Linked DNA regions of Homo sapiens: region 1 is linked to region 2. Evidence: chromatin loops called from intact Hi-C (ENCODE). Cell type or tissue: CD4-positive, alpha-beta T cell. All regions are shown on one strand. Links, peaks and the distances in the headings refer to the core of each region. The heading gives the core; the rest is flanking DNA. Region 1 has its middle 120 kb from the start of RDUR. Region 2 has its middle 170 kb from the start of RDUR.

The links. A loop is a pair of places that touch in the nucleus more often than their neighbours do. Peaks named below come from ENCODE experiments on the same cell type or tissue, not always from the same donor. Only the 100,000 strongest peaks of a DNase experiment are listed, where the experiment ranks them.
Region 1: it touches region 2 in a loop (6-fold over the local background); 4 of 110 quality-filtered maps call a loop at or near these places.

Annotation. Positions count from the first base shown.
Region 1 is chr3:102,052,856-102,065,114 of GRCh38, reverse strand. No RefSeq gene overlaps it. Among named protein-coding and RNA genes, the nearest start is that of RDUR, 120 kb to the right of the region's middle. In CD4-positive, alpha-beta T cell, for the core only: no CTCF peak of the experiment used is centred there; a DNase peak (open chromatin) is centred at 7,144; H3K27ac peaks cover 810 bases.
Region 2 is chr3:102,108,190-102,120,448 of GRCh38, reverse strand. No RefSeq gene overlaps it. Among named protein-coding and RNA genes, the nearest start is that of RDUR, 170 kb to the right of the region's middle. In CD4-positive, alpha-beta T cell, for the core only: no CTCF peak of the experiment used is centred there; a DNase peak (open chromatin) is centred at 5,998; H3K27ac peaks cover 1,545 bases.

The DNA of each region.
Region 1 (12,259 bases), core at 4,109-9,108, 55 kb after region 2:
AAATGTATAATAAAGATTTTTTTAATCACCTATAGTCCCATCATTCATTGTGTTGTGTAAAAAGGGTAGATACTTTTATCTATCAAAATTTCTCTAAAGTATTATACATGAGGAAGTAAAATATTTGATAAATCTTAAGGTAAAAGATAAAACACTGAGAGATCCTGAACCGAGCAGACTTATTCTGTGTGGGGCAGTGAAAATAAATTTTCTGTTGCCCAGAGTAATGAGTGAAGTTTTTAAGAATAGGATGGGTGTGAAGCCAGTAACGGTGGTAGAGGGGGTGTGTTTGAAAATGGGACCTTTTCCCCATGAGTCTCTCGGGTCACTTTAATAAAATTACTAAATTCATGAAATGTTTGGGTACAAGAATTGATGCGCATTTTGAATTTCTTGGCATTGAACATGAGTGAGGTAGCACATCAAAAGGTAGAAATATGAAGGCAGGGAGGAGCAAAAGGAAATTAATCCCAAGAGTTAGCAAATGTTTTGAGAAAGCATCTGACTCTTTCAAGGCCAAGATATTTGATTTCAGATTAGGTTTAATCACACTATTGCGGAGCAGGAGATCTGCAGTGTCACAGCCTTCCAAAGCGGGTGTGTAGGTATGTATATAAAACATGTATGTTAGGCAGCACCTGGATGCAGTTCCAACTACTGAGAAGGCTGAGACAGGGGGATTGCTTGAGCCCAAGAGTTTGAATCCAGCCTGGGCATCATAGAAAGATCCCTGTCTCAAAACAAAAGTATGCATATACATCCACTTTTTACGAAAGAGGAATAATTCTACATATGTTGCTTTGTTGTCTCCTTTGCCATTTTTTGTGTCAGAAAGCACAGGTCTCTGTATGAATAAATAGTGCATGGTATGCTCAAACAATGAAGTATTTACAGGTATCCATATCAATAAGGATGAATCTTTAAAACATGGATGGGTGTCTCCATGCCCAGGGCAGTTGGATGCAGAGGAGGAACATCCAGGCTGGAGGCAACTCAGAACCACTGGTGGTGTGTTTGGTGAGGGTAGGAGGGTGGGGCAGGCAAGCAGTGTGGCCAGAAATAAGGACAAGGCAGGGTAGAGGACATGGTGCAAAAAGGGAGGCATCTCTGAGGAGGTGCCATTTCAGCTGAAACCTGAGTGGAAGAGTGCCATGCAGAGAGAACAGCAGGGACCAAGGCACATAGGCACACTGGAAGGGACAGGTGGCAAGTGAGGTGAGCAAGGCTGCTTGTAGGCCGGGGCTAGGAAGGTGGGGGACATGGAGGATGGGCGGTCTATGGTGCCCAGGCTTCATCCCAGCGGCCGTGAAAGGTCCAGGCAGGGAGGCACTGTCAGAGCCTTCTGGCAAAGGCAGGGAGACGGTGGTGTGGGCGTAGAGGCCCCAGTCCAGGCAGGAGGCTGCTGCAGTAAAATCCAGCACTGAGAGGGAGAAGGCCTGCCGGGTTTGCTCACCTCTGTGTTTCAGGTGTCCCCACTGTGCAGTCGTGGCCCCATGGTTATATGTGGAAGAAACAAAGGTATTCTCAGCCTGAGATGGTATCTGAATGAGATGATGGAGGCAAGGAAGAGGGAAGGGAATAGTTCCAAGCCAATATTGAAGGAAGAACAAACATGACTTGGAGATAGATTAGACGTCAGGGCTTGGAAAGACAGGAAAGCATCCAGGACGAAGCTTGGTGATCCGGGATGGACAGTGCAGACCTGGTCTGCAAGTCATTGCTGTTTTATCTTTGTACATGATTTTTCTAGCCAGTGGATGATGATACCCTTCACTTGCTCAGTCCCTCTGGCTCCATCCAGCGGAGTCAAGTGTGCCCTATTTGACACCCCTGGACAGGGCCAGAGGTACTGATACTCTGGGATAAGGGGTATCTGAGGGGTGGAGGGAAAAAAGACAGCCCAGGAGGAGGGCCTGCCTTCTGAGTCCCCTCCAATGAGGCACCCACATGTTCCTGCAGATGGAGACTGACCACTCAATCAGTCTGGGTTGGGGTACTCGTTTTTGGATTTAGATTTGACGTGATAGGAATTTAGAAGTGAAATTCCCTGCGCTATTGTCACATCTCCTGCTGTGGCCAAACATGAAGGAGTTAAGTGGAACAGGAGGGAAGCCCCAGTGTCCCTGCTGCAGGGAAGAGAACCCAGAGTTTGGGGTTAAGGAGGGATGGGTGGCCTTGGTGGCAGGCAAGCAGCATTATGGGGGTCTCTGAAGAGACAGTAGCAGTACCTCATAGCCCGATCATCAGAAAGGATGCCACTCATCCCAGGACCAATCACCAACATGCTTCTGAAGGGCTCGCAGCACAGGGCCTGTGCCCTCACCTTAGCCCAGTGACCCTACCATGGCAAAAGCAGTATAGGGGACAGAAAACCAGCTGGGCTGACAGCGCCCCCACAAACACCCTTTTTCTTAATGCTCTAAAATAATTTAATATGGCATGCATATTAAACTTTAGCACATTATACTAAATCTAAAAGTATAAACTATTTAGACAAAAACATGGATGAATCTCAAAAAGTCTCAGAATACATTACAGCCTGATTTCTTTTTACAAGTTTAATACCAGTAAAAACTAAGCAAAATCCAATGTAGAGATATCATTGCTAACAATATAAAGAAAAACAAGACATAAAAGCAAAATTAAAGGGAGTGATTACCTCTTAAGAGAAACAAATCAAATATAATTGTAGTAAGACACAAAAGTTTGGTTAATGTTCTATTTGTCAAGGTGAGTAGTAGTAACATGACTGGAATTTCTTTTATTATTTTTTAAACATTATATATATATGTTATTTTCACCCTTCTGTGCCCATTTTTGCACACATTTTAGAAGTAAAAATATATGAGAAGATAGATATACACCAAGGATTGAAAAAGTTGGCCAAAATCTAGATACTGTGGTGGTCTAGATGGTATTTTAAAAGTTTAGACTAAAGGGCCCACATTTTTAAATGTGGAAAGATTATGTAAAAGGCCTTATCTTGAAAACTGAAGGGTGTAGGGCAATACACTGAGCTGAGATAGCACAGCCTGTGGGCTTCAAGTTCTCATAATGCCCCACCACTTTCTAGTCTTCCTTAAATCTGGACCCCAGAGGCATTCAATTTTCTAACTCCCAATGCCATGTTCAATGGCCATGTAACAAAGCAATTCTACCATAAGCCATCTAATCATAAAACCTGTGTAAAATTTTACAGTTACATTGTTGGAAATACCTTAGAAGTACAATATGAGGGTCAAAGGATATTCCCATTTAAAACTTAAATAGATATTTCCTTTAAATAAGTTGCACCAATTGAAATTCTCACAAACATGTATGAGAACGCCTATAGTCTTTATAGCCAACAATGACTAAGAGTAATTAATATTTCCCACTCTAAAAGATAAAAACTAGTAGCTAATTGCTTTTAATTTGCATTTATGTAACCACAAATAAGTTTTGCTTTTTTTCATGTCTATGGCCAATTCAAATTTTTGTGTCTATTAATATCTCTGGACCTTTTTTCATTATATTCTTTGTGATTTATAAATTATTTTATGTATTTTAAATAATAATTGATAGTCCCAGTTTGTCATCAATCTTTAAACATTGTTTATTGGGTTGGGGAAGGTTGTCACAGAGATTTTTAATTTTATGTGATCTGATCTATTAATATTTATAAGGGTCAATTTAGGAAAAATAAAAATATTGACTCGGTGCATTTTTTTCAAACAGGACAAATTTACCTTTCATTGTAAAAATAATGCACTCATTTTTAAAAAATCAAACAGTACAGTAATATTTAAAGGAGAAAGTAAAATTCTACCAGCTGTGATGGTCTATATTTTAAATATTATCCCCTGCCCCCCAAAAAACTTACTTTACACATTCATTGAGCCCCTTGGAGGAAAAAAAGTATATTCTTATATGTCACTATCTTTACTAAACAGAGGAATTTAACTCATTAAACTTGGCACCACTTTTCCACAATGTAAATATATAAGTTTGCTTACAAAGAAGGCACACAAAGGTGGCTTTCTAATCTTTCATTCTGAAATCCAGTGGTAGGGCTGTTCATAGAGCTGACAGAGCTGCACATGGCCTTTGGGACAGAGATGAGTCATCAGTGACCAAGTACACAGCAACCTGGGAATATTCCCTCCTATTCTGGTGGGCTTTCAAGGCTAATAATCAAGGGCTCTCGCCTTATCTGCTTCTTCCTTAGTCTTCTCAGCACATAGTGAATAGGCCATATTAATGAGGAAGATGAGGCATAGGTGCCTTTTTTCTGATATTTAAAATATGAATCACCATAGATGGTAAGATTCATGGTTAGTTGTACTTTCTCTTTTAAGTGTTCCTGTACTCTTTGAATTAAAATAATAATAATACATTATTTTCATAATAAAAGGTAAACTTGTTCTATTTGAAAAGTAATAAAGATAAATACACTTTACTGAAGAGTACTAACAGTCTAAGTAGTGTATAAGGACGGAGAGTCAGCAGCCTTATTCTGCACTGAAGCTGCCTACCTCCCCCATCTCCTCTGAAGACTTTATTTTTTATATTTATGTTTACAATCTAATCACTTTACATAAAACAACCCGTGAGTTTAAGCTCAATTTTTATTTCTCCAAATTCATTTATAAACTCTATTTCTCTAAATCCATCTGCCAGTGAGTACACATATTTGAGATAATAGGTATAATTATACAAACATTCAATTTTTTGTTTTACATTATTCACCTAAATAATCTCATGTACTTTTTTTTTTTTTTTTTTGAGATGAAGTCTGGCTCTGTTACCAGGGTGGAGTGCAGTGGCGTGATCTCCGCTCACTGCAACCTACACCTCCCAGTTCAAGCGATTCTCCTGCCTCAGCCTCCTGAGTAGCTGGGACTACAGGCATGTGCCACCACGTCCAGCTAATTTTTGTATTTTTAGTAGAGACGGGTTTCACCGTGTTGGCCAGGATGGTCTCGATCTCTTGACCTCATGATCCACTCGCCTCGGCCTCCCAAAGTGCTGGGATTACAGGCGTGAGTCACCGTGCCCGGCCCTCTTAGGTACTTTTCATTTCACCAAAAGAACCCCCAGAGATTTTATTTCTAATGTCTCTGTGGCATTCCATCTTCTTATTTTATATATATATTTTTTTGTGATTTGTTTAGCTATTACTTTCTTCTTGAACACTTGGATCATTTTAGGTTATAAATTCTCAGTGTTAAATTTGAAACATGTCTGTGCAATTACTTCTTTGGTTGTTTATTTGGGGCTTATTTTATTGAAGCCTCAGCTCCAGGTTAAAGGTTATGAACAGCTTTACAGCTCAAGTTAGTGGCACTTTCGGTGAAACAGCTGTGGTCTCGTCATGTGATTTCCTTTCACAGAGTGAGTTTCATTAGTACTAATGAAGGAATAAAGTAGAATTTCTCTAGTGGGAACCACCCAGCTGTGGTCTGCTGCCCATGACATTTTGCTCAAATTCCCTCAGACATGAGCACCACAGAAATTTTTTAAAAACGAGTCTGACCCATTCACTCAGGAAGAAAGAACTCCTCCGTGGGCAGTTGTCCCCTTTACTAGCTAGCCTCAACAAGTTGCTCCAATCACAGGGGGGTCTTAGTCCATTTGTTTTGCTATAGAGGAATACCTGAGGCTGGATAATTTATAAAGAAAACCGGTTTACTTGGCTCACAATTCTGTAAACTGTACAAGAAGCATGGAGCCAGCGTCTGCACCTGGTGAGGGCCTCAAGCTGCCTCTACTCATGGCAGAAAGGGAAAGGGAGCTGGCACAGGCAGAATACATGGTAAGAGGAAGCAAGAGAGAGAGAAGAGGAGGTGCCAGACTCTTTTTAATAATCAGCTCTCCAGAGAACTACTAGAGTGAGAAGGGAACTCACTCATTACGGAGAGGACAGCACCAAACCATTCGTAAGGGATCCACCTCCATGACCCAAACATGTCTCATTAGGCCCCACTTCCAACACTGGGGATCAGATTTCAACCTGCAGCTTGGAGGGCCAAATATCCGAACTGTAGCACAGGACCTCTGAGGGACTGACTGCCTCAACCCCAAAGCAGACAGCAGGTACCGCCCCACAGGTCCCAAGCCCATACCAGACATCATGTTGTACTCTTTCTAGAGCATGGCCTTATTACCAGAGTTACCCATGAACAGCTTGCCCATGGGCATGGCATCTTTGGAATCTGTGTAGTCCATATTGTGCAGGCTGTCAACCCTGCCCACCCTTCATACAACTCTCAACTCCAAACATCATGAACTCCACTCCCATTAACAAATAAATATCTTTTTAGGATTTCCTTCAGAACTTTGCCCCCAAACTCTATGCTCAACACAGTGGCCAGAGTGACCCATATAAATGTAGGCCAGATCCTGCCTTTCTTTTGTTCTACCCTCTCCCCTCCCTAAAGGCTTCCCAAACCAAAGGTCTTTCAATGGCTGAAAGACCCTGTGCAGTCTGACTCCCTGTTAGGTACCTGACCTTTTCTCCTCCCTCCCATCCACTCTATACTGAACACACTTGTCTTCTTTCTGTTCTCCAATGCATCAGACACACTCCCACCTCAGGATTTTGGCACTGCTGTTCTCTCAACCAAGAACACTTTTGCCCTAGAAGCCATCAGTGTGCCTCACTCCCTTGCTTCCTTTGGGTCTTTGGCCAAATGCCACAACTCAGTGAGCCTTCCTTAAATCTTTTTGAAATTGCAACCATCCCTCTCCTGCCACTTACTACTCTTCTTTTCTGCTTTTTTTCATAGTATTCATCAGCTATTTCATATACACCTTGTATTTATAATAGGTCTCTACCACTATACTCTAAGGTCCTTAAGAACAGAGATTTTTGTTTATTTTGTTCACTGCCATATCCCCAGTGACTCCCAGGATGAGTGACTTGTACATAGCAGGCACCAAACATGTATTTATTGAATGTGTTTCTCTGAACCCTGCACAATGCCAGGAGAGATTTACAGGAACAACCCCTGTCCTCCAGAAACTCTTAGTGTAGTTGGGGAGTTTGACAATTGCTAATACTTTATAAAGTCAGATCTCTAAGGTTAACACCCTAACACCTTCTTAGTTCCTCTTAGATACTGTGACTGCACCTAAGGGAAGGTGCCTTTAGGAGGAAGGTAGTTCATAGGTTGTGGTTTTGTGGTGGAACCTCCTGGTTTCAAGTAAGCATTGCTGACTTGGACAAAGATCTGAGCTTATTTTTTCTAATCAACTGTGCTTTCTCTATGAACATTGATGTTTTTATTAAAATAGCAAAGGATAATAAATGCCTCTCTTGTATTATATTTAACCCTTGAGGCAGAGAGGTCCAAAACACAAAAAAACCTATCTGATATTTTAGGCAGAGTTTCTCTTGACTCAAAACCACTTCTAGCACATTCATTAGGAAGGTTACTATCAAAAATAAATAAATAAATAAATAAATAAAACAAGTGTTGGAAAGGATGTAGAGGAAATGGAACCTTTGTGTACTGTTGGTACTAATGTAAAAATGGTGCTGCCACTGTGGAAAACATTAAGATAATTTCTCAAAAATTAAAAATAAGGCCAGGCACAGTGGCTCATCCCTGTAATCCCAGCACTTTGGAAGGCTAAGGCAAGTGGATCACCTGAGGTCACAAGTTCAAGACAAGCTTGGCCAACATGATGAAACCCCATCTCAACTAAAAATACAAAAATTAACTGGGCATGGTGGTGGGCCCCTGTAATCCCAGCTACTTGGGAGGCTGAGACAGGAGACTCGCTTGAACCAGGGAGGCAGAGGTTGCAGTGAGCCAAGATTGAGCCATTGCACTCCAGCCTGGGTGACAAGAGCAAAACTCCATCTCAAAAAAATAATTAAAAATAGAATTACCATATGATCCAGCCATTCCACTTCTGGGTATATATCTGTTATGGTTTGGATCTGTGTCCCTCCCAAATCTCATGTCAAATTGTAACCTCCAGCGTTGGAGGAGAGGCCTAGTGGGAGGTGACAGGATCATGGGGGTGGAGTTCTCATGAATAGTTTAGAACCCTCCCTTTGGTGCTATTCTCATGATAGAGTTCTTATGAGATCTGGTTGTTTAAAAGTGTGTGGCACCTTCCCCATTCTCCCTTTCTCCTGCTCTGGCCATTTGAAGATGCCTGCTCCAGCTTTGCCTTCTATCACAACTGTAAGTTTCCTGAGGTCTTCCCAGAAGCAGATGCTGCCATGCTTCCTGAACAGCCTACGGAACCATGAATCAGTTAAACCCCTTTTCTTTATAAATTATCCAGTATCAGGTATTTCTTCATAGCAATGTGAGAAGAGATGAATACAATATTCAAAAGAATTGAAAGCATAGACATGAAAAGATATTGGTACACTCATGTTCATAGCAACATTGTTCACAAGAGCTAAAAGGAAGAAACAACCCAAGTGTCTATTGGGATGAATGGATAAACAAAATGTGGTACACACACACACACACACACAAATATTATTCAGCCTTGAAAAGGAAGGAAATGCTACAACATGAATACATGTTGAGAATGTTGAAGTATGATTCTGTTTGTATAATGTATCTAGAATCATCAGACTCATAGAACTAGAAAGAAGAATGATGGTTGGCAGGGCCTAGGGGGAGGAAAGAATGGAGAGTTGTTTAGTGGGTATAGTGGGTTGTTGTTTAGTGGGTATATTCAGTTTTGCAAGATGAAAAAGTTCTGGAAATTAGTTGCACAACAATGTGAATATATTTAACACCACTGAACTGCACACTTAAAATTCAGATAAGTTTTATGTGTATTTTACCACAATAAACACTTTCAATTAAAAAATACAATACACCTATAATATAAGAGAAATCTCTCTATTGGACATTTGAATATGTGGGCACTAACTCCTTTTGTGTAAGCACATTGGTCTCAATATATCAAAAAGATTTTTTAATAAAAAAGGAAGGAAAAATCAATGGGCATTAGATCGTCTATAATGGGAATACTACAGTAACTTAAAATTCCTCTATATTCTATTCTTCCTCAATTTCTTGAAAAGTTTTTTGGTGATATCAGCAGTCCCTGGGTGATGAGTGAGGGCAGGACACTTTTCATACCTGGGATTCACCCTCTAGTGATTTGACATATCCACCCAGGGTTACTGGCTCACAAGGGTGGGTGCGTCTAACCATCTCTCCAGGAGACAAAATGGTTAAACAAGAGTAAAGGGCAGGTTTCTGGACCTTGAAGCTTTCTTTAAGATTGACCAGTGAACAAGATTTCTTCTCACTCCAGGCAGCAGATCCAGCATAAGGAAAGTTAGAGAGGCATGAGGAAAATACAGTTCAATCCCGACATCGATGAAGACTTCAGTGCTTTAGGTGCATGTGGCTGCTTAGGAGAGATCAGTGGCAGATAAGAATATGCTATTCATTATTTGGGGGGAAATTATTTAATCTCTCTAAGCTCAGCTTTTTTATTGTAAAAAATGGAGATAAAACTACTGACTTCACAGGATTCTTGTGAAGGTTAAATGGGGTTCATTGAAATGTCCTATCATATTGACTCACACATAAAGAGACACATAGTAATAGTTCATTACCAGTCTTAGCTGTAAATCATGAAAGATCTCATGATCTAAAGCAAAGAGTTTGAATTAGTCCTATAAAATATATTTTTTAATCTTTAAAGTTTTTTAAGAGTGATATGATCACATGTATATTTTAGAAAAGAACATTCAGTAATAACATGTTAGAAGTAGACAAGATTGGAGAGCAATAAAGGAAGGAAGAGTAGTTTCAAGGTTAGTGCAAGATTACAGATGACAAAAGAGGAGTGTGTAAGTAGTTACATTGCAATTAGCCAAAACAACCAAATAGTCCCTGTTTATTCTTAGTCAACAGAAATGGAAATGTTCATGTAAGCATGGAAAAGCCTTTTTATTTTCATTCTCTCTGTGTCTCCGAAAAGGAAAGAGGTAACAGTGAAAATAATAAATAAAGCTTTTTTACCCTGGGCCCTACAAACAACCAAAGATTTTTAATGTTATGGGGAGAGCAAGCATTATAAGGAAGAGAGGAAGTTTTCTGCCAGGCCTTTTGATATTATACTCCCCAGAGCTGGAACATACTGGTATCGTAAATGAGTACGATACCAGGTTCTCGAATCATGTTTTTATTCAACACACTTTTGTTATAATATTTATGAGAAAAAGCAAAATCAATTCCTGGCAGGGATCACTGTCTGTGTGGAGTTTGCATGTTCTCGCCAGGCCTGCTTGGGTTTTCTCCAGGTTCTCCGGCTTCCTCCTACATCCCAAAGATGTTAGGTTTATCGGTATATCTAAATTGTCCTAGACTGAGTGAGTGTGGGTGTGGGTATGAGTGTGCCCCGTGATGGGATGGCGTGCGGTCCAGGGCTGGTTCCCACCTTGCCTCCTGAGCTGCCCCATGATAGTCTCCCAGGCCACCTACGACTCTGAACTGGAATAAGTGGGTTGCAAAATAAATAAATGAACACAAGTTATTGCCAAATACAAATTTGTAATGAAATAAAACAATTTTTAAAATTCATAAAATCTATGATAATCATCCAAATGCATGACAATAAATGATGTGGTATGAATATTTGTAATTGTGTTTGAACTGCGTGGTGGGAGGAGGTGCTCTCTACCATTTTTACTTTGCAGACACTTATTCTTTGATTTAACCCACCACCACGAAGACTGCCATCACTCACTGATTCACCAAAAACTGGGTAAATAATTATCTGACTCGTTCTTATTAATCTTTCTTAAATATATGTATATAGCTCACACTTATTTCAATGTTTGATATTAGAAGTGTTTTGGGTCAGAAGTTTGGTAATGTTTTTGTTACCAGAAACATACCATAGGAACTTAACTCTTGTTTAAATCAATTAGCCTCTGATAAAATTTGTTTCATGATGTGTTGTTTCATTTAAAGTCACAATTTTCAAGAACCTATCAACAAGGTCAAGTGAGGACTTACTGTACTTGAAGGATTTCATCAAAAGTTAGAAAATTCTGGATGAATTGTTTACTCATAGCTAAAAGTAGGAGCTGATTGCAGTTAAGTAGTGATAGCATACAAGTGAAACCAATTCCCAAATGGATCTGGGTGTTTGAAAAATCATTTGTGTAATCCTATTTAGATACAACAAATTTTCAAAGTATTTTTCTTAGCAATATTCTTTATTTAAATTAGATTATATACAGCTCCACAATATATTTAAAAAACATAAAAGGCTGAGCTGTTTTGACTAAATATGCGCATGATGAATATATGAATCTGGCATGAGTAAGATGAGTGAGAAGGAGAGAAATCCTGGCCTAACAGCATCCTCTATGCTCCTTCTGGAAGCCAGTTCAAAAAGCACTTACACAAGGACAAATACAACTTCTCCCTTTGCATAGGAGGCAGTTTGGGGTTTGAATGATGCCAAATGAGAGTACACATGTAGTAGAATGAAATTCGCATATATTAACTAGGTACTTCCCACCTATTCTTTGTCTTCTGGCCTTTACCGATGAGTCAGATAACATTCATGCCTCAGGGTCAGCGCCAAAACATTACACAGCCAGAGAACAAAGAATTTTAGTTGCATAAGTTTTAAGGCTCAAACATATACTAAGGCTCAAAGTAGACTTTCATAAATCCATGTCTAGATCTGTGAAGAATGTAATTGGTGGTTTGATAGAAACAGCATTGAATCTGTAAATTGCTTTGGGCAGTGTGGCCATTTTAATTACATTAATTCTTTCTACCCATGAGCATGGGATGTTTTTTCATTTGTTTGTGTCATCTCTGATTTCTCTGAGCAGTTATTTTGTAATTCTCATTGTAGAGATCTTTCACCTCCCTTGTTAGCTGTGTTCCTAGGTGTTTTATTTTATTTTATTTTATTTTACTTTATTTTGTTTTATCTTTTGTGACAGTTGTGAATGGGATTGCATTCCTCATTTGGCCTTTGGCTTGGCTGTTGTCGGTGTATAAAATGTTAGTGTTTTTGTACATTGATTTTATATCCTGAAATTTGGCTGAAATTGTTTATCAACTGAAGGAGCTTTTGGGCCAAGACTATGGGGTTTTCTAGATAAAGAATCATATCACCTGCAAACAGGGATAGTTTGAATTCCTCTCTTCCTATTTAGATGTCCTTTATTTCCTTCTCTTGCCTGATTGCTCTGGCCAGGACTTCCAGTACTGTGTTGAATAGGAGTGATGAAAGACAGCATACTTGTCTTGTCATGGTTTTC
Region 2 (12,259 bases), core at 4,019-9,018:
TGGTAAACAAATTAGACATCAAAAGCTGAAGGAAAATGGAAAAATTCACAAATACATGGAAATTAAACCACACACTCCTGAACAACCAATGGGTCAAAGAATAAATCAAAAGAGAAGATTTTTTTAAAAAATTGCTAAATTTATATGGAACCACAAAAGACTCAAAATAATCATAGAAATCTTGAGCAAGCTGAAGTCAACACACTACCTGATTTCAAAACACACTACAAAGCTAGTATGGTGCTAGCACAAAAACAGACATAAAAATACAGACCAATAGAACAGAATGAGAGCCCAGAAAGAAATTCAAGCATTTATGGTCAATTGATTTCTAATAAAGTTGTCAGGAACACACAATGGTGAAAGGATAGTCTCTTCAATAAACAGGGTTGGGCAAACTGGATATCCATACGTGTAGAAGAATAAAAATAAACCCTCACCTCACACTATATACAAAAATCTACTCAAACTGGATTAATAACTTAAACATTAGACTGAAATTATAAAATTTCTAGAAGAAAACACAGAAAACTTTTTTTTTATATAGGTCTGGGCAATTTTAGCGTGTGTTGGGGGGGACAGGGGTTGGTGCTTGTTAGTTTGTTTATTGGTTTGTTTGTTTTGATGTAACTCTAAAAGTTCAGGCAACAAAAGCAAAAATAGACAAATAAGATTGGCTCAAACTAAAAAGCTTCCACACAGCAAAGGAATCAATAGAGTGAAGAGACAACCTATGCAATGGGAGAAAATATTTGCAAACCATACATCTGATGAAGGGTTGATATTCAAAATATATAAGGAACTCAACTTTTGCTGTAGTTCCAATGTATATATGTCTTTAAAATTCATATGTTGGAAGCTGATACCCAATGTGATGGTATTAAGAGGCAGAACATTTTGGGAAGTAGTTAAGTCATAAGCACTCCATCTTCATGAATGGGATTGGTGCTCTTGTAAAAGAGATGGAAGGGAGTGCTATAGTCCCTTTTTTTCCCTTCCACCATGTGAGGACAGCAACAAGACACCATCTTGGAAGCAGAAGGATAGGCTTCACCAGATACTGAATCCGCTCGCACCTCGATCATGGACTTCCTATCCTTCAGAACTGTGAAAAAATCAACTTCTTTATAAGTTACCCAGTCTCAGGTGGTAAAACAAAGTAGTAAAACAAAATCAAGACAACCCAATAGCAAGAAAACAAATAATCCAATTAAAAAATGAGCAAAGGACTTGAATAGACATTTCTCAAAAGAAGACATATACAAATAGCCAATGGGTGCATGAAAAATGCTAAATATAACTAATCATCAGGTAAATGCAAATCAAAACCACAATGAGATATTATCTCATACCTGTTAGAATGACTGTTATCAAAAAGACAAAAGATAAGAAGTGATGGCAAGGATGTGGAGAAAAGAAAACACTTGTATGCTGTTAGTAGGAATATACATTGGAACAGCCATTGTGGGAAACAGTATCCAGGTTCCTCAAAATGTTAAAAATAAACTACCATATTATTCATGGATCCTATTTCTAAGTATATATCTGGAGGACATTAAATCAGCATGTTGAAGAGATATTTGCACTCCCATGTTCACTGCAGCATTATTCACAATAGTCAAGATATGAAATCAGCCTAAGTGTTCATCAATGGACAAATGAATAAAGAAAATGTGGTAAATATATATACAATGGAATATTATTCTGCCTTAAAAAGAAGGACATCCTGTCATTTAGGACAACATGGGTGAACCGGGATGACATTATGCTAAGTGAAATAAGCCAGACAAAGAAAGACAAATACTGCATGATCTCACTTTTATGGGAAATCCAAAAAAGTCAAACTCATAGAAGCAGAGAGTAGAATGGTGACTGTCAGGGGCTGGGGTGGTGAGGAGGGAATGGGAAGATGGTCAAAGGGTACAAAGTTTCAGTTATGCAGGATAAATAATAAGTTCTGGAGATCAATGTAGAATATTGACAATAGTTAATAATAGTGTATTATATACTTGAAATCTGCTAAGAGATTACATCTCAAATGTTCTCACTGCTCAAAGACATACAAAAGGTAAAGTTATGGTCTGAATGTTTGTGTGTCCCCAGAATTAATATGTTAAAACATAATCTCCAGTGCAGTGTTGTTGGCAGGTATGGTATCTGGCAGGTGATTAGGTTATGAGGGCTCTTCCCTCATGAATGGGATTAGTGCCCTTATAAAAGAGGCCCAGGAGAGCTTGTTTGTCCCTCCTGCTATGTTAGGCACCATGTATGAAGAATGGGCCCACATCAGACACTGCATCTACTGGTCCCTTAATCTTGGATTCCTCAGTCTCTAGATCTATGAAAACAAATTTCTGTTGTTGATAAATTACCCAGTCTGAGGTAATTTGTTATAGCAGCTTAAACAGAACAAGACAAGTAACTATGTTACTTATGGTAAATATGTTAACAATGTGATTTTTAAAGTGTATGACTATGTTGCATATTTTAAAAATTGGAAATTTAGATTAAATAAATGCATGACAAAAAGAAAACATATAATAGAATAACATATAACCTATTTGTACATAGAAGAAGCTGAAGCCAAGAGAAGTGAAATGTCAACCCAAAGACCAAAGATGATTAATGGCAGAGCCTACATTGAAACCATGGAGAATCAATTCTGCTGGGTGAGACAGAGTAATCAAGCCATCTAAGGTAGCAGGGTGGCCAGGGATACCAAAATCTATAAATCTGGTATTCTTTAGCTGTCATTATTTCTCATCTCTGAAGCTCTTGACATTGGAGCAAATTCTATGTCTTTATAGTACCCAACTTCTAATTAAAATTGCCAAGACATGTGGCATCTACATTTTTAATAAAGAACATGCTAAGAACATGGAATATATCTGACTAAACATCCCATGGAGGAATAAAAATCAAAGCAAGAAGCTAAGAACTGGGGTGTCAAAGTCAATTGGGAAGCAGAAAGGGCCTTGTGTCAAGACCTGGGAAAGGTCCCAGTCACCAATCAGGCTATTAGGATGGGGTTGGATAGGGACCATACAACCAGGCTTGCATTTATGGGTGATTCCCACAGGCAGCTCACACTTAGTACTCTCTTCCCCGCCCTTATTTCCACTACCTTTATTCAGATTTCCTGATATCATTAACGCAAGTCTGTTTCTTCTGCTAAATTGTCAGTTCCAGGGAGGTCAAAGGCAATGTCTTCATCTTCACATGCCCTATTGTGCCCTGTGCCCCACACAGTACTTTGAACACAAAAAGCCCTTAAATTCTTAGAACACTAGAAGCAGAAAGGCCTTTGGAAAATACGTAATTTTTATCAAAATTTTAAAAACTTATTTAAAAGCAACAAATCCCTCTTCAAATGAAATATTATCTAGAACCTTCAATATATAAAACAGATAAAAGAGGAGATGCTCTGGTAGAAGCGGGAGCAGGGGAAGGGGGAAACAGACAAAGGTCAACTCAATAATTTCTCATCCTCATTCCTCTCACCAACCCCTGCAACACTTCAGGGAACACAATTTAGAAATGTCTGATGCCATGCAACCCCTTTATTTTCTAGATGGAGACATTCCTTAAAGGTGTTTTTACAGAGTTAACATATCCAAGGCAAGGCTGGTGAGCTGCAATGGTTCGGGTCATCGTGTTTCTCTTGCCTATTACCTGAAGTGCTTGCTTAAAAATGCGGATTCAGCCAAGACCTAGAACAGATTTGAATTGAATTAAGGCTGGTCCTAATGATTATGCAGGCCCTCAGGTGTACAGCAGGCCCTCAGTAAATTTTTAATGAATCAATAGGTTGAAATGTTGAATTGAATAGGAGTCTCTCATCAGACTTTCATAGACTTTCTCATATGCATCAAGCATGGAAAGTAAAAAGATAAATAAGATAAAATCCCTGCCACTGGAGAACTCACTGTCCAGTAAGAGAGAAGTAAACACATCATTTAGTACTTTATGATAGGTAATTAAACAGAAGTACTTCTGGGGTGCTGTTTGGGCCACAGAGGAGGGGTTTTTAACCCAATAGGACACATGCTTAGAATACAATGCCTGAGCCAAGTCTTAGAAAATAATTAGGAATTAACCGATCAATGAAAGGTAAGAAGGAACAGCGTAAGTAAAGGAAAACTTGAAAGTAATATATAACATGGTTTATCCCAGTTCCTAGCAGGAGACAAAGGTAATTTTAGGGAGCAAAGAGGAGTAGAGTAGTGTCGCCCATATGTGAGGTTCTTCCATCTTTGGAAGGCAGTGCATGACCAATACCCATACTTGCTCAGAGATCACCTCCAACCGTACAGGTAGCTGAGCCTAGTGGGGTGCTTGGGAAGTGGCAGTGGGAGAGCAGAGCCAGAAGCCAGTGAGCCCAGAAAGTCCACCCAGTCTTGAGCCTTGAAGCCAGAGCACCGGGGCCATAGCAGCCAGGAGAGACTGGCATGGAACAAAGCCTCTAAGGACTCCAAGTAAAAAGGAAAATCACAAAGGTGTTGATTAGTTCAATTCTTAGCGTGGTAGAAAACACAAACTTTCCTTGTATGTGCCATTTGGAAGGAGTCAGTTGATTCAGTCTATCTGAATGAGTAGGTCAAGGCAGGGGGAGAACATATGGTAGAGAACATAACCTGTGTAGACTCTGGAAACACATGCCTTCTTCCTTCCTAGAGTACGTATTTGGAGGAGACCCTCATTAGGAACTGGAAACAATATTCATTCTGTCTGGTCCTGCTCAGTTTATAGACTTTCCAGAATTAGTTAGGCAGCTTTCCTCTATCAGGATAAATGGATGAGGCAGGGAGAGCACTGAGGTAATGGGCACCTCGCCTATTTCAACAAGGGCCATCAATGGACATCTCTTTATTTACCAGATTCAGGACTAAGTAGTTAGCAGACGGCCTAAGGGCTATTCTGAAAGGCTTTTTAAAGATTGTTTGAGATTGATGAGGATCCACAGACCCCATGAAAAGTTAATCATTTAGTGTATTGTGTATCTACAAATGTACCTGACAATGTAGGGGCGGGGGATAGATTAATGATAAATAAATAAATGAGAAATGATTTCAAAAAGGAGAAAGTGCTCTGAAGAAAATAAAATATGGTAATGTTTTAGATAGGATGGGAGCAGTTACGTTTTAATAACAAACAATCCCAAAAATATCGTGTCTTAACAAAGTTGTGTTTTCTGTGTTTTGCTTTCTTACTCATGCATTTATACGCCACACATTGCCAGGGGATCTGGTCCATGTTGCTCTCATGCCTGGACAACACCAAGGGTAATGAGACTGCACCATCACATCACTTTTATGTCCTGTTGGTCAACACTTGTCCCAGAGTCCTACCCACCTGTAAGGGTGTCAAGAAAGTACACTTTTCCCATGTGTCCCAAAGGAGAGGAGAGCCACAGATGAGCACACAAGATGGAGGGGCAGGGGAGGCACAGCGGCTGACTAGGGTGGTCTAGCAATGGTGTTCCAAGGAGACAACATTTAAGCTGTGACCTGAAGGGTGAGAATAAATCCACTATGTGAAGGGCAGGAAGGGCACTTCAGGCAGAGGGAACAGCAAATGCAAAAGTTCCTTAGGTTAAAGCAAGTGTACAAGGAAATTAATGAAGGCCTGTTTGACAAGAGAGCTGTGAGGGAGGGGGAGAGTGGTAGTCAATGCAATCAGTGAAGCCAAATGATGAAGAACTTTGAGGTTCATGATAACAGACTTAGCTTTTATTCGACGTGTGCCCCAAACTCAAGTTCACTAATGTTTCCTCTTTTTAATGAAAGCAAAAAGCTATGCTTATATAACACTGAAAATAAAAATTCAGTTTTTGCTTTCCAGAATTTTCTGTTTCCCAGACTAAAATGAACCTTTATCTTTTTCATATTCACCTCAAGTTCACCTTTTTCTAAAACATTTGAAATACCGCAGAACATCGTGACAGGCTGTATAGTGTTTCCTGGAACTATTTACCTCAGTTCTGCGTTTTCTCAGGCCTCACGTCAAAGTCTTGATCGGCACCCAGATCTGTGCTCATAGCTGCTGACAGAACACACATTTTCTCAAAAGGCAAGAAAAAGGAAGCCACCATTCTGAGAAGAGAAAAAAAAAAAACTCTCCAGAGGAATATCTCTTCTCTATTAGAACCCAGTGTTTCTAGAATAGAGCCACATATAGAAAGCTTCTTACTCTTAAAGAAATTATCTAGATTGATTAATGTTCTAGTGTTTATTGAGTTTCCAGAGTAGCTGGAAGGTCAAGGGAGGTCTTGAGACCTTTATTTTTCATGCTGTTTATGTTTAACAAAAATTTCTTCAAATCCAAAATGTTGTCATCTGGTCTCTAACAAAAATAACAACTTAATAAAAACATTTGATAAAATCTCTGTGAACCTCAGGTTTTTCATCCATAAAATAGACATGACCAGTAATAGCAACAAAGCCAAACATTGAGATGACAGGGCTGCTGCTGAGTGGGCTCAGCCTCCTCACTTCGAGCCATGTTGACTGCCTCGTGGAGGCACCGTGAGCTTTCTCAGCGGTCTAGTGGAGAAGTGAACTCAGCCGAATGGCTTGCATGACACGAGGTGTTGCAGGCTGCTTCACAAAGGCCACTAACATGAATAGTGATCTGTCGGAAATTTGACCGAGCAGCTCACCTGATTAGAATGTATTGCAAAATAGCGACATTTTTGTTCAGACAACTCTGCTACAATATCCTTAATGTCTGCCCTGTAGTAAAGTATAATCATTAAATATGCAGACTTTGGAGTCAGTTAATCTGATATCCAGTCAGTTCACCCACTCACTAGCTGTCGATTAACCTCTCTACGCTTCATTTTCCCTTGTTTGAAAATGGAGATAGTAGGGTTTGTTTAATCAGGTTATTGGAAAGATTATGGCATATTTCCTGTAAACCTGTCAGCACAGTATGTGATCCATGGTAAGTCTCAGTAAACATTAACTTCATCATCATCATCATCAACCTTGAAAGGAGAAGAGTCACTACTTAAAAATCTACACATGACTTGGGAGTGTCGATTTTTCAGTTTCTAGCTATCAGGCTTAAATATTTAAGAATCATTCCAAAGAGTAAATTCAAATGGGGGAAGAAATGCTGAAACTTCCTCCTGACATTCAGTCTTCAGCATAAGGAATTTCTTCCTCATTTTTCAGTTTTTGTCCCTATTTGTTTGTCCATGTGTTTGTTTTTTCCTTTCCTAAGTTGAGATGGAGAATTTCTACTATGTCAGAAACCCTTTGTATCTGAAGTTTGTAACTGGACAACTCTAAGCCTTCTTTTCTGCTAATTCCAGCATTGCATAACACAACTGAAGTCAGATTCTACTTTCAAGATAATTCTTTTATTCTTTATAAAAATTAAATAATGTATGGTGAAAGTGTGTGTAAACAATAGGTTTCCATTAAAATGTCACCCATTATCATATTTATTGTTTCCTTAGATCCTTCAAATATCATAAAACATTGTCACCCACACTGTAAAGGTAACTGGGTTAACTAGTTTGACTAGTTAAAGGGAGGCCAATTGTGGGTTTTACTCTGTTCTTCCATCTCCAACATGAACTGCCTTTGGAACAGGTCATACAAACCAGAAGAGAAGCAATCAGCTATAGATGACAGCTAAAGAGCAGAGGTGCATAATTTACTCCAATGATGTCTTCCCCAAAACATAAATTCATAAAAATGCTTAAGATCACCATAGATAAATGTCAGTATGGCTCCTCTGGTTCAGTAGACAATAATCTCATAAGTAGCATATTCAGCTAAAATTAATTCTAAAAGTCCACAATTTATTCCAAAAGTATAAATCTGCTTTTACCTGAATTATTTATTCAAGTAGCACTTTTTTGCCAGAAAATAATGGTTTTTATGTAAAATCCAAAATCACTAGGGATTCTTCAAAATTTTGCATCTGATATAGGGTTTAACACTTAACATGTGGCATAAAGAGAAAAGGAAAGATGTAGAGGTTACCTGAGCTTGTATTACTGCTTCCATTTTTTCCTTCTTCAATTGCAACCACCTAACTTTAGGCCCTTCCCGTAACAAGAGGGGGTTAATAGGAAAGGTTCCTAAACAGACGTCATGCTTTATATGTAAAATGCCAAACACACAGCATACACTCTATACATGTTCATTTCTTCCCTCACACAACCCCAACTTCTGCATTCATTTGCTAGAATACTACTATATCGGTTTTCTCTTTTTACCTCCAAAAGAGCCAGTATAGCAAAAGATGTGTGTGTGTGTGTATAGTGAATATATTGAATATATATATTATATATATATAGTGTGTATATACAACACAGAGTTGACCTTTGAATAATGCAGGGGTTGGGGCACCAATCCTACCCCACTCCCCACCCCACCCCCACAGTTGAAAATTCACATATGACTTTTGACTCCCTGAAAACTTAACTACTAATAACCTACTGTTGACCAGAAGCCTTATTAATACTATAAACAGTTGATTAACACATATTTTGTATGTAATGTGTATTATATACTGGACTCTTACAATAAAGTAAGCTAGAAAAAAATGTTATTAAGAAAATCATGATTCTTATTTTTAATTTTTAAAAAAGAAAAAGAAAATCAGATGCAGGGTGTGGTAGCTCACACCTGTAATCCCAGCACTTTAGGAGGCCAAGATGGGAGGATCACTTGAGCCTAGGAGTTCAAGACCAGCCTGGGCAACATAGTGGGAACCCCCATCTCTTTTAAAAAGATATGAAGAAAATCATGAGGAAGAGAAAATATGTTTATTAGGTATTAGGTGGAAGTGGATCCTCATGAAGATCTTCGTCATCATGATCTTCATATTGAGTAGGCTGAGGAGGAGGAAGAGGAGGGCTTGATCTTACCATATCAAGGGTAGCAGAGAAAGAAGAAAATCCACAGAACTTTTAAAATAAATATAGTCAGCCTTGGCCGGGCCCAGTGGCTCACACCTATAATCCCAGCACTTTGGGACACCGAGCTGGGTGGATCACGAGGTCAGGGGTTCAAGACCAACCTGGTCAAGATGGTGAAACCCCGTCTCTACTAAAAATACAAAAATTAGCCGGGTGTGGTGGCACATGTCTGTAATCCCAGCTACTCGGGAGGCTGAGGCAGAGAATTGCTTAAACCTGGGAGGCAGAGGTTGCAGTGAGCCAAGATCACGCCACTGCACTCCAGCCTGGGTGACAGAGCAAGACTCTGTCTCAAAAACTAAATAACTAACTAACTAACTAACTAACTAAGTAAATAAATAAATAAAGTCAGCCCTGCGTATCCACGGGTTCCACATCCACAACCAAAGGCAGATCAAAAATACGGTATTCACGGAATGGGAAACTCATGGATATGGAAGACCAGCTTTTCCTATAAGCAGATTTCTCAGGTCAACTGCGGGACTTGTGGGACTTGAGTATGCAGGGATTCTGCTATATGCAGGGAGATGGGGTTCTGGAACCAATCCCCCACAGATACCAAGGCATAATTGTATTCAATTTGATTAGATAGAAAAGCATATCAGCTCTTTTGAAGAATAATAATGAGGCTTCAGTTAATTAGAAAAAGTTATGAAGGAAAAAATAGTAATATAAGAATTCGATATTTATAACAAAAACAATCTAAAAGAGAAATAGACCAATATTTTCAACAAATATTATTCACAGAGGGTATCCATCTATAGTACATAAGATCATACAAACTGATGAGAAAAATCATCAATATTCCAATAAATAAACTAGCAAAACACAAACAGTTAATTCTACAAGAGGAAATAAATAAATGAAAAATGCTTAATGTAGCTAGCAATAACAAAAATACAAATTAAACAATGAAACAGATAAAAAACTGAAGAACACAGTTTGGAGTCAGACTTCGCCTCAGATCCTAGCTTAATCACCTTACCAGCCATAAGATCCTTGCAAAGTGTTTACCACTCCAAATGTTAGTCCCCTCCTAATGAACATATTAACCTCACATGATTGTTTGGAGGATTAATAAAATAATCTTGTAAGATTTAAAATGTAAGGTTATATTCATATTGATTTCTAGCTTTCTTTCTATATTTTATGTTTATCATTCGTGTCTTTAAAATTAAGTATACTTTACAGTTTTTGAATATAGTATTCTATATATGTTCATCAGGTCACTTGGTTAATTTTATAGTTCAAATTTTCCATATATTTTTTATTTTTTTGCCAGCTTATTTTATTTAAAAGAATGTTAGAACTTTTTTACTATGTTTTGGCTTTAACCATTTTTTCATGCAGTTGTCTCCATTTGTTCTTATATCATATCAGGATGTATAATTGATAAATGCAAATTTGGAATTGTTAAATCTTCCTGGAAAATTGAAACTGTTATTATTATGAAGTGTTATTCTTTATCTCTAGGGATGCTTGTTGCCTAAAAGTCTACTTTGTTTGGTATTAATATATTCATACCAGCTTTAAAAAATAATAATAATCTTGATGAAGTACCTAATATAATACCTAATGCAAAGTAATTACAATTACTTAATAAATGGTTGTTATTATCATGATTATTGCCATGTAATTCTTACTATTCTTACTATTATTCTTACTATTATTATTACCATGTAATTCTTAAGAAACAAACATTTTAAATTAACACTTAAAATCTTCTCATTATATATTTCTCAAGATGGTGGTGGTAAAATTTGTGTACCCATTTAATAATAATGCCTTTTTATATTGGTCTAACTTTTGCTAAGTTCAAGTACAAAAATATTTATGTCATGGGAAAAGCTACTTGCAAACCATATATCCGATAGGGAGTTAATATGCAAAATATATAAGAAACTCAGACAAACTCAATAGTAAGAAAACAAACCATTTAATAAATGAGAAAAGAATCTGAATAGATATTTCTCAAAACAAGGCACACAAATGGCCAATAGGCATATGAAAAAAATGCTCAGCATCACTAACCATCAGACAAATGCAAATTAAAACCACAATAAGATATCACTTCATACCTGTTAGAATGGCTATTATCAAAAAGACAAAAGATAAGTGTTGATGAGGATGTGGAGGAAAGGGAACACTTGCACGCTGTAGTGGTAATGTAAATTAGTACAGCCACTACGGAAAACAGTATGAAGCGTCCTCAAAAAGTTAAATAGAGAATTATCCTGTGATCCAGCAATCCCACTTCTAGGTATATATGTAAAGGAAATAAAATCAGTATGTCAAAGAGACAGCCATACTTCCATGTTTATTGCAGCATTATTCACAATAGCCAAGACATGAAGTCAACCTAGGTGTCCATCAAGGGATGAATGGATGAAGAAAATGAGGTACAAACAATGGAATACTAGTCAACCTTAAAACAGAAGAAAATCCTGTCATTTGTGACAACATGAATGAAATCAGAGGACATTATATTAAGTGAAATAAGCCAGGCACAGAAAGACAAATACAGGTATATCTTAATTTATTATACTTTGCTTTTTTCTACTCTGCAGATAGCGGGTTTTTTTATAAATTGAAGGTTTGTGGCAACCCAGTGTGGAGCAAGTCTATTGGCACCATCTTTCCAACAGCATGTGCTCACTTTGTGTCTGTGTGTCACATTTTGGTAATTCTCTCAATATTTCAAATGTTTTTATTATTATTATATCTTTTATGGTGATCTGTGATCAGTGATCTTTGATTTTACAATTGTTATTGTTATTGTTTTGGGGTGCCACAAACTGCACCTGTATAAAACGGTGAACTCATTAAATGTGTGTGCTCTGACTGGTCCACCAACCAGCTGATTCTCTGTTTCTTTCCATCTTCTCAGGCCTCCCTATACCCTAAGATACAATAATATGGAAATTAGGCCAATTATTAACCCTGCAATGACCTCTAAGCTATTCAAATGAAAGGAAGAGTCTCACATCCCTCACTTAAATCAAAAGCTATTAATAGAAATGATTAAGCTTAGTTAGAAAGGCGTGTCAAAAGCTGAGATTGGCCAAAAGCTAGGCCTCCTATGCCAAACAGTTAACCAAGTTGTGAATGCAAATAAAAAGTTCTTGAAGGAAATGTATAATGCTACTCTAATGAACACACAAATGATAAGAAAGCAAAAGAGTGCTATTGCTGATATGGAGAAAGTTTTAGAGGTCTGGATACAAGATCAAACCAGCCACCACATTCTCTTAAACTAAAGCCTAATCCAGGGTAAGGCCTTAACTGTCTTCAATTATAAGAAGGCTGAGAAAGAGGTGAGGAAGC